Linked DNA regions of Homo sapiens: region 2 is linked to region 1. Evidence: chromatin loops called from intact Hi-C (ENCODE). Cell type or tissue: Caco-2. All regions are shown on one strand.

The links. Hi-C counts contacts between places; a loop is a spot of excess contacts. Peaks named below come from ENCODE experiments on the same cell type or tissue, not always from the same donor. Only the 100,000 strongest peaks of a DNase experiment are listed, where the experiment ranks them.
Region 2: a loop joins it to region 1, with 4 times the contacts of the local background. A loop is called at or near these places in 1 of 110 quality-filtered maps.

Annotation. Positions count from the first base shown.
Region 1 is chr3:188,926,688-188,931,687 of GRCh38, reverse strand. No RefSeq gene overlaps it. Among named protein-coding and RNA genes, the nearest start is that of TPRG1-AS1, 18 kb to the left of the region's middle. In Caco-2, no CTCF peak of the experiment used is centred here; a DNase peak (open chromatin) is centred at 2,377.
Region 2 is chr3:188,669,471-188,674,470 of GRCh38, reverse strand. The region is part of intron 7 of LPP (LIM domain containing preferred translocation partner in lipoma); the gene reads right to left. Among named protein-coding and RNA genes, the nearest start is that of MIR28, 17 kb to the left of the region's middle. In Caco-2, no CTCF peak of the experiment used is centred here; no DNase peak of the experiment used is centred here.

The DNA of each region.
Region 1 (5,000 bases):
ATGCTGAATGCAGGTGATGAACCACACTGCAAAAGACAGGACTGTAGCAAAAGTTCGAAATCAATGTCTCAGTTTGAAATGAAAGAAGAAAGACAAAGAACAGTGGATGCAAGTAGGAAATGTGTACTCTGGGCCTGCCTCTCTGTCGCCAAGGGGTTGTAGGTTCCTGAGCGAGCTACAGGCTGCTCCCCGATGAAAAGAGGACAAAATCCTGGCTTGCCAACCTTGTAGGATTGTTGTGAGGATCGGAGGAGATCCTGGGTGTGAAAAGGACTTAGAAACTGTAAGTTTTCATACATTTTGAAAGATTTTTGTTATCATACGGTGAGTTGTAAAGAGGAGAAGTAATTGGTATTTTTCTCTGGACTGGAACTTTGAATCACAAAGCAGCTAACTCAGCAGCTTTGGGGCAGACCTAGGGGAAAAATTCTGGCCTCCAGCCTCATGTCCCAGTTGTTAAAACCCAGCACATTTCTCTAGAATAGAATGCATCATATAGACGTAATCTTTAAAAGTAACCCAGGGGGACTCTCCAGGCCTTTCCTGCAAAACCCAGAGGACAGTTGTGCTGACTCTGTGAAGCCTGTACTCTCTCCCCAGGATTAACCTTCAGAATTAGAGTCAGAAAATCGGCACTGAAGTCTACTGTTTCTGAGAAAGTTTCCTGGCATTTAGCTAAAGACCAACAACCCTGTGAGGCATGTGCTGTTATCGCCCCATTTTCAAGATGAGGCTTGAGGTTGAGAGAGATGAAGTGGGCTCAAGCCTATACAATGTCAAGGCCCAGATCTCCTCTGTCTGAGCTCCTGGGCCTTATGGTCACTGGGTGTGGGATCAGAAAATCAGTCTGTGGGTGTCAGAAGCAGAGTTCCAAGCTAGGCTGGGATAGAGGTGGGTGGATGTCTTCCCCACCTGCCAAGTACTTACTCTCCAGGAAGGTTCTAGGGGCTTCCAGGAGAAACACCTCTAACCTAGTAACAATAGCACTGCCAGCCTGGAGGGTGAAATTGACGGGCTTGACCTTCTCAGTTCTCTTCCTGGCTTCTGCACTGCAAGGGCTCTTACAGGGAACTGTTACAGCCAGGACAAATCTCCAGGATCTTCCCATGGCAAAGGACCCTCTCTTGGGCGGCACTCCAACGTCAGTCTCACTCAGGCTCTGTCTGCACAGCACGAGCAGCTTCCCAGCCAGCCACAGCCTCATCTGAGGGCAGCGTGGATCCCAGTGGGCATTTGGGAACGCCTGTAATAGGCTCTGATCAGGGTGAGACTCCGGAGAAAGGGCTGTCTTCCTGGAGGTAAAGCAGGTGTTACAAACTCTAAGGCTCTCCGGGCCCCTGCGATCTTTGTGTCAGATTTTGTTTTATCTGCCTGAGCCATTGATGATATAAGTTCCAGTTCAACACTAGGGGATATGGGCTCTAGGGTACCCTTAAGCCAGAAACGTTGCTGAATATCTAGATCTGGAGCCAAGACTAGAATCCCATATGGAGCACACTCCTCCTTTTCCAGGTGTGGGGGTAGATAGGTCCCCCGCCTCACCAGCAGCTCTGCCCCTACTCATCCCAAGACGCGCCACCACTCACAGCTATGTTTCAGGGAAGCCCCGGAGCCCTCAAGATCCCACTGTGGGTTTTGGTTGTCCTCATAGCTCAGCCTCCCACGGCCCCTGACTGTGGTCTGGGGCTTCCTGGACTGGGGTCTAGAGATTTAGGCTTTTTGGCTGCAAAAACCCTAGCCCATAGATCAGGCTGATTCTGGTCCAGGGCTGCAGGAAAGCACCCAGGCCTGGGCCCATCTTCTGGGGGAGGCACTGTGGATGGCGGGGGTGCGGGGAGCTCCAAGAGGGCTGTGAGTGTGGGGGTAGCACGGGGTCGTGGAGGACGAGGACAGACAGAAGCCACGTGCAGGCTCCTTTTGTTCTACCCTCTTCCAGGGAGGAAGCAGGTCAGCTTCCCTGGCCTCTGGCAGTGGGCTGGGGGATCTAATTCTAGCATTTGTTGGGCCTATATGTGCAGACCATGGAAGGGCTTTCTGGGACTGGAAACAGGCTGGATCTTCCCTCTCCACAGGGTGAAGGCTGCAGGGTTGGGGCAGAAAAAGGAACAGCCATGGAATTTCAGGCCTCAGAATTAGACATTCCTTGGAAGGCTCTGGGCACAAACTTGGACTGGAGTTGGTTCAGACAGAATTTGTGAATTTGTGGGTCTTGTAGTATCTAGGGAGAGGGAAAAGATTGGAAATCCCTGTGACATGATTGGGCTTGGTTGAATGGCTACAGTCTCTGCAAATAAGTCCATGAGTGTTTTGCTCAGAGCTCTCCTGGTCAGGCAGAAGAGGGCATTGCTGAGCAGAATCCTGTAAAATTCTGACAGGAAATCCAGGAGCGGGCAGGTGAAAGGAGTAGGTTGTGAGAGTGTGATTTAGAGTGGCTACACTAGCCAGATGGCCGTGGGGGTGGGGAGGCCTAAAACTTTCTATTTTTATTTTTTGAGACAGGGGTCTCACTCTCCCCCAGGCTGGAGTGCAGTGGTGCAATCATAGCTCACTGCAGCCTCCCACCTCAGCCTCCTTAGTAGCTGAGACCACAGGCATGCGCAACCATGCCCAGCTAATTTAAAACATCTTTTTTTGTCTTTCTGTAGACACAGAGTCTCCTATGTTGCCCAGGCTGGTCTCAAACTCCTATGCTCAAGCAATCCACCTGCCTCGGCCTCCCTAAGTGCTGAGATCACAGGTGTGAGCCACCACACCTGGCCTGGCCCAGAGCATTTTTTTTTTCTTTTTTTTGAGACGGGGTCTCATTTTGTCACCCAGGCTGGAGTGCAGTGGCGCGATCTCGGCTCACTGCAAGCTCCACCTCCCGGGTTCACGCCATTCTCCTGCCTCAGCCTCCCAAGTAACTGGGACTACAGGCACCTGCCACCACGCCCAGCTAATTTTTGTATTTTTAATAAAGACAGGGTTTCACCATGTTAGCCAGGATGGTCTCGATCTCCTGACCTCGTGATCTGCCACCTCGGCCTCCCAAAGTGCTGGGATTACAGGCGTGAGCCGCCGTGTCTGGCCACCCAGAACATTTTTAAGTCAGTCAATCCTTTCCACCGCCACGTAGCCTCCCCAAAAGGCTACAGGAAGCCCAAGTCTGTGGACACAGGCACCTTGTCAGGAGAACATAAGTCCAGGCAAAGGGAGAAGGCAGCCAGGAGAGGGTCTGTGTGAGGAAAGGTAGGGCCAGCTGAACATGGTCAGCATGGTTGGAGGCAGGTGAGTAGAGATTCAAGCAGTAATTTGGGGTCAGGGGGCCTAGGAGCAGGTACACATTCTCATACCTGGGCCAGGCTCAGGGCAGGCCAGGCCCTGGTTGGATGGGGAATAGGAGAAGAAAGTTAAGTATACATTAACAAGTAGTAGGGCCCCTTCCAAGAGATTTTATAAAGGCAAGGCTCAGGAAAAGGAGGAATGGAATTGGGCCCAGGTTCCAAGTACAGGGAGAGGAGCCACAGCACCAGGGCCAAGGGGGCAAGTGGCCAGGCTGGCTTGGTGCTCATTTCCTGGAGCTACTGACCCAGGGCTTCCTAAATCCCCACTGATGTTTTCCTTAATAAAAACAGCATTTACTGGCTACAGAACCTAGGGCAAGACTGTGCCTACATAGGGTTGACATGGGATCTAATACAGGTTACCAGAAGGAAGCCTAGAAGGCCAAGAAAGTCCCTGGAGAACCCCAACTCCTCCCTTATTTCCCTGTTTGACTTCTAATAAATCCCATCTCCTCCCTGGGCCTTAGTTACCCCATGCACAAAATAAGGATATTGGACCCCCCTAGAGGTATCCAAACTGCTATCTGTGAAGTCCAGGATACGAAGAGGGGATTCACAGGACTCTACGGGGGTCCTATAAGAGGCAAGTTCAGAAAGGGAGACCAGAACCCGTTGCCCACCAAAATTACCTGGAGCAGTTTTATTTTTAAGTTTCATATGTTGGGTTTCTAGATAAGATTTTATTTGAAAGCCACAACAAGAAAAGGAATGAAAGGCAAAGGAAGTGGGGAAGGGGGAGGAGGGGAGAAAATATTAGAAAAGAAGGGAAAGAAAGAAGAAAAGATGAATAAGAGTGTTAGCTAGATGATCTCCAAGCTCTGTTCCAGGCTTGTTGTTTTTTGAGTCACCATGATACTCTCTTGCCCACATTTTCAAGAACCACTTCTGCCATCCTCTCAGGGAAAATCCATACATAAGGCCAGAAAAATCCACTGCCTTAGATCTCATTTCGCAGCTCTGAGGAGTGCTGGCTCGCAGAGAAGGAAATTGGGGGGTTCTTGTGGGCTGAGTGGGAGGAGACCTAAGGCCCAAGCTGTAAATCAGGCTCAGAGGTTTGGATTCCCTGGAGTTTGACCTTCAGATGCCCCTCTTGACTCCAGAAGCCTTCACACTCACACCCAGGCTCAGGGAAGCATGCCCAGCTCCCAGGCTACACCTGGAAGCTGGGCCCACTCTGAGGAGGAGTTGTTTTGATTTTTCAGGAAAAATTGCTCCTAGCCAAACCTTCCCTCCCAAGAACAACACAGGCAGGGATTTTCTACATGCTTGGGAGATGAAAGCTTTGTGGGGCCTTTTGCCATAGCCTGGCGAGTGAGACCCAGAGATAACATCCATACCTGAAACAGTAGATATGGTTCATAATTGCTGTATGTTTTTACTCTAAACACCTCCCAGCCTTGCCAAGCCTCTGAGCTTCCCAGCGTGTTTTAAATGGTTTTGCTCTACCCTTGCCTACCCTGACTGTGCTGCCTCTCTGTCAATACCCAGCCCACAAGCCGGGAATTCCAAAAAAGCTTGGAGATGTGGCAAATTCAGATCGAACTGAGGATCTTCCTTGGGCGTACACGTGCACGTAGACACACACACACACACACACACACACCTTCCAGTGAGGGCAATACTACTTTCTTAACAGGAGGATTTGTTGAAACCCCTTGAGAATGTAAGGTAGTTGAA
Region 2 (5,000 bases), 260 kb after region 1:
TATGCTAAAAGATTTAAAGGCGTGACTCTATACCCAAGGCAGATTGGAGAAGGAAGGAAAGCTAAGACATTCCTGTGATGAGTAAAAAGAGAAGAGAGAAAGAAGAGGAATTAGGCACAAAATGGTAAAAAATTTACTTTTCGTGTTTACAAAAACAAAGTTGGGAAACATAGAGTTGAAGAGCAGGAGAAGGAAAAATTGTCAGGGAAGTCAAAGGTAGGAGCTTTTGAGATATAAAGCTTCCATCTATGTTCTTTTTTAAATTGTTGCAACCCTAGTATCCCAGAGTGTACTGTGTGAAAACTTAACCAAGTATAACTAGTTCAGAATGTGGCCACTCAATAGGCAGAAGGGCTTTTAGGCAAATTCAGCAAAAAGCCAAGGGCTCAGCAGTATATTCCAGAAAGGTATTGTGTTTGTTATGACATGCCCAACAACAGTAAGTGCTTATAATGGGTTTGGAATGTTCTTCCCTACACTACAAAGGAGTAAGATGCAAATGACCCAGGGGGTATATTTCATCAGTCATCTCCTAGAGAGACAGAATCTTATGCAATCTTCTTTGAAAAAAAAAAAAACAAAAAAGAAAAAAATTACAGAGACAGAAAGAAAGGGACTCTACCCTTCCTTAAGAGACTGAGTATTGGTACTGCTCATATTCCAATTTTTCTCTTTTCAGTTACTCCAATAAGTCCCGCCTCTCCTTCCTCCAGTTTGGCTGGACAAGCTAAGTTTTCACATCATGCACTCAAAATGGGGAAGGAGAAACTTGTCCATTTTCTCTATGTCTGGAGGAGCAGGAAGAGCCACAGTATCCAGAATCATAGCTTCAGGGAGAGGAAGAATGGTCACGATCTACTGGCTAAATGAACTCTTAGCTGATACCTGAATCCTGAAAAATGCCCCCTACCCATAATGTTTTAAAAGTCTCAGAGAGACCAAAGCATGAGCCTAATTATGATTGATGTTGGTACTAATTAAAATGGGGAAGTATTGAGAAAGTGCTACATTGATTAATTATAGAGGCTGTACACTGTCAAAGAGTTTTATAAATATTTAATAATTTATCTTAATATTGATGTGGATGAATACCACCTTCATTTTTCTTTGATATGACTCTACAGTGGTTTGTTGTTGTTGTTATTTGTTTCCACATATAGGGCCCTATGTCATTCATGAGATGATGTAAATTGACCAAGCTCACAGGGCCCTCAGAGTTAAAAACAAACAAACAAACAAAAAAACGGTACTTCTCTATTATGAATCTGCCCAGCTCACATTTAACTTCTCGTGACTGGAAATAAGCTTTCTTTTACTTGAACTTCCACAGGTTGTTTAATTTGTACTCCTTCAAAGCATATAACCAGTGATAAGAAAGTTATTTATATGCCTTTTTCTCTACTGGAACAGACAGACCATGTTGCACACACATTAATGGCCCAAATGGGACTTAATATAGCTTGGGGATTCTCAGTACACGAGTGCTGAATGGAAACAGAAAAAAAAAAAACAATAAAAGAAAACAATTTTTTCCTTAGAAATGGAAGTCAAAAACTAAATTATAGATAGTAAAATATAAAGTGATTCGTATATTATATTGACTCAATTCCTCCAGTTCCTCTCCTCCCAGGGTTTAGACCTTTAAAAGAGAAAACATACTATTGTCTTGGCAGCAGCTCCAGGAGCAACTCTAAAAGGTGTTGTCAAAGCAGTGGAGAGAAGGGAACGAGCTTATGGAAAGAACAAGCGATTGGAAAACAGTGAAAGGCACCAATCTTCAAAGGTATAGGAAGAGGAAGGGCACAGACAGCTTATTCTGCTCCTGCCTGCAGGGCAGCCTCTGCCCAGGGTTAAGAAGCAAGCTGGTAGCAGCAAATAGAAACAAAAATGGAGCAGGTAAAATCACCCTCTATCCCCACCACCCCCTCCATCAACGTACACACACTGTAAGTGAAGAAGGGGTAAAGATAAATAGCATTTTTACTCCAGTCCTTTAACCCTCCCTAACTCCATCCAACGACAACAACAAATTAATAAGAAAAAGTTGCATAAACAAAACCAAGCAAAACATGAGCCAACAAGATAATGTACCAAACAGGGTAAGCTCTGGAAAATGAATGGGGGTATGGGTGCACTTTCACTTTCTTTCATGAACTTCTGCACTGGATGATTAAAAAAAAAAAAGAGTCTTATAACAAACATTTGAAGACAAAAAGCTCACCATAAATAGCATTTGGGAAACAAACTGCCTTAGTATCAAGAAAGATTATAAACGTGAGTTTTGTCTTCCAGGAATGCAAATAGCTTCCTCATTTCTACCCCTCCCAGTTCTTGCTTAAATTCTTACGCAGTCAGTTCAGACTTGTTCAGTTTGATACCTCAAGTGTGAGCAAGAAAGCATTCAAAATGCAAACACGAAAATTAATGGAAAATTTTCAAGCGCTTCTATTTAAACAATGATTGCTATATGTCTTTTTGCCCTTCAGTGGCAGCTTTACTAGCAACCAATGAAGAATACTTATTTTCTTTATAATTAGATGCTCCACAAATGCAGTAAATGACACAAAAAGAGCATGTTTAGAGCTCTCATTTCTGGCTGACTAATTAGTCAATATTATATTCAAATGCAACTTCTGGTATTTCACCCATTCCGGGCCTAGAGTCTCCTGCACCTCCACTGAGGGTGGGTGCCTAGTATAGTAATTTGTCTGAAACAGACTCATAGTTTTCAGGAGAGAATGGGTAAACTGCTCTACTGTTACATCTCAAAATGCAAATAAGGAAGAGCAAATAATTAACTAGAAACTTAAAAAAAAATAACATAGGCAACTGCCCCTTGATTATCAGAATTCATGACTTTCTGGGCAAAGGGGGCCATGGAGCAGATTCTTAACATTAACGAAAGCTTGTCTCCTTTTATCATGTCAAGATGTAATCTTCCTATTGATGTAGTAAGGGAAAGGGGGAGGGGAAGGCATTAATAAATGAGATTTGTGATTTGCATAGAAAAAAATGGCTGATTGGTTTCAATTTAAATAAATATTGAAGTTTGATAAACTGAAGTAAATGCTGACAACTCTGCCAACACAACTAGATGTTAAATTTTTATAGCCTTTAACTTGATTGCAAAGGGACTCCTGTGAAACTTTTAAAAGACAAGGGATAATATGCCAAAATAATTTATTCCTTACACATTTATTAATTGAAAGAGGCAATGCTAGGTCCTATGGGGATAGGACAAAGGAATTCAAATTGTTATTCTTTTCAAAGTTTTAGTATCTATGGTCGTTATAATAACTATAATCCAAGGTAGATATTAAATGCCATAAAAGAGGCAGAGCCATTTTCAGCTGCGTAGTACTTGATCTAAGACTTTCAAAATTGGAAAGATTTTAGAACGTAGAGAGAACAATCTGGCAAGACTTAAACTGCATAAACAAATATGTGGAGAAAGGACAACTTATGTAGAAAACGCGGGGGAAACTGAAATTGCCCTATTGGGTTAGAAACCTATAACTGCCCAGAAGTAGCAACGGAGCTGAAGTCAGAAAGACAATGGAAGAAAATGATGGAAGTCTTAGGATGGCAACGAGGACACATTAATCATGGTAGCGCTCCAAATATAAAGCCTGTGGTCATAAGATGTGACCATTTGGAATCCCTTGACTTGAGTTTGTTCCCGTCATCCTTCCAACCTTTCAGTTTGGAGGCAAAGGAGGTTGTATCCAGAAATAAGTATAATCTTCAAATGTGCCTGTGGTCAAAGCCTTAGCACCAACCACATGAGTTTAATCCAACGGCAAAATTATACAGTGGAAGAGGAAGTAACGTGCGTGCCAACGTGGAGGTGAGTTTAGTTCAACATGAGGTCCCAGTCTCAAAAATGCTCTCATCTGAAAAGAGTTCAAACCTCTGCTTCTGGCCTGAGATAGCCTTGAATAACAGTGGAGAAGACAAATAACAGAACTAAAAGGGTGGAAAAACTATTGGCTTGAGTGATAAAAAAACAAAAAAAAAAAAAGAGAGAGACCTGGGTTCTTATGCTGATTTTCTCAGTAAATGATATTTGACATCTATGTGACCATTGGCAAAACCCTTCCTCACTCTTTCTCCCATCTGTAAACAAGGAATTTTGACTGGAAGATTCAGGGCATGTCTTCTAACTTTAATAGTGTGACTTTTTAAATTTTAATTAACTAATTAATTTATTTTTTTATTATTATACTTTACGTTCTAGGATACATATGCACAACATGCAGGTTTGTTACATATGTATACATGTGCCATGCTGGTGTGCTGCACCCATTAACTCGTCAGCTACATTAGGTATTTCTCCTAATGCTATCCCTCCCTCCTCTCCCCAACCCCCAACAGGCCCTGGTGTGTGAAGTTCCTCACCCTGTGTCCAAGTGTTCTCATTGTTCAATTCCCACCTATGAGTGAGAACATGTGGTGTTTGGTTTTCTGTCCTAGTGATAGTTTGCTCAGAATGATGGTTTCCAGCTTCATCCATGTCGCTACAAAGGACATGAACTCATCCTTTTTTATGGCTGCTTAGTATTCCACGGTGTATATTTGCCACATTTTCTTAATCCAGTCTATCATTGATGGACATTTGGGTTGGTTCCAAGTCTTTGCTATTGTGAAGAGTGCTGCAGTAAACATACGTCTGCATGTGTCTTTATAGTAGCATGATTTATAATCCTTTGGGTATACCCAGTAATGGGATGGCTGGGCCAAATGGTATTTCTAGTTCTAGATCCTTGAGGAATTGCCACACTGTCTTCCACAATGGTTGAACTCCCACCAACAGTATAAAATTGTTTCTATTTCTCCACATCATCTCCATCACCTGCATCACCTGTTGTTTCCTGACTTTTATTTTTTATTTTTTTGAGATGGAGTCTTGCTCTGTCACCCAGGCTGGAGTGCAGTGGTGCGATCTCGGCTCACTGCAAGCTCCGCCTCCCAGGTTCACACCATTCTCCTGCTTCAGCCTC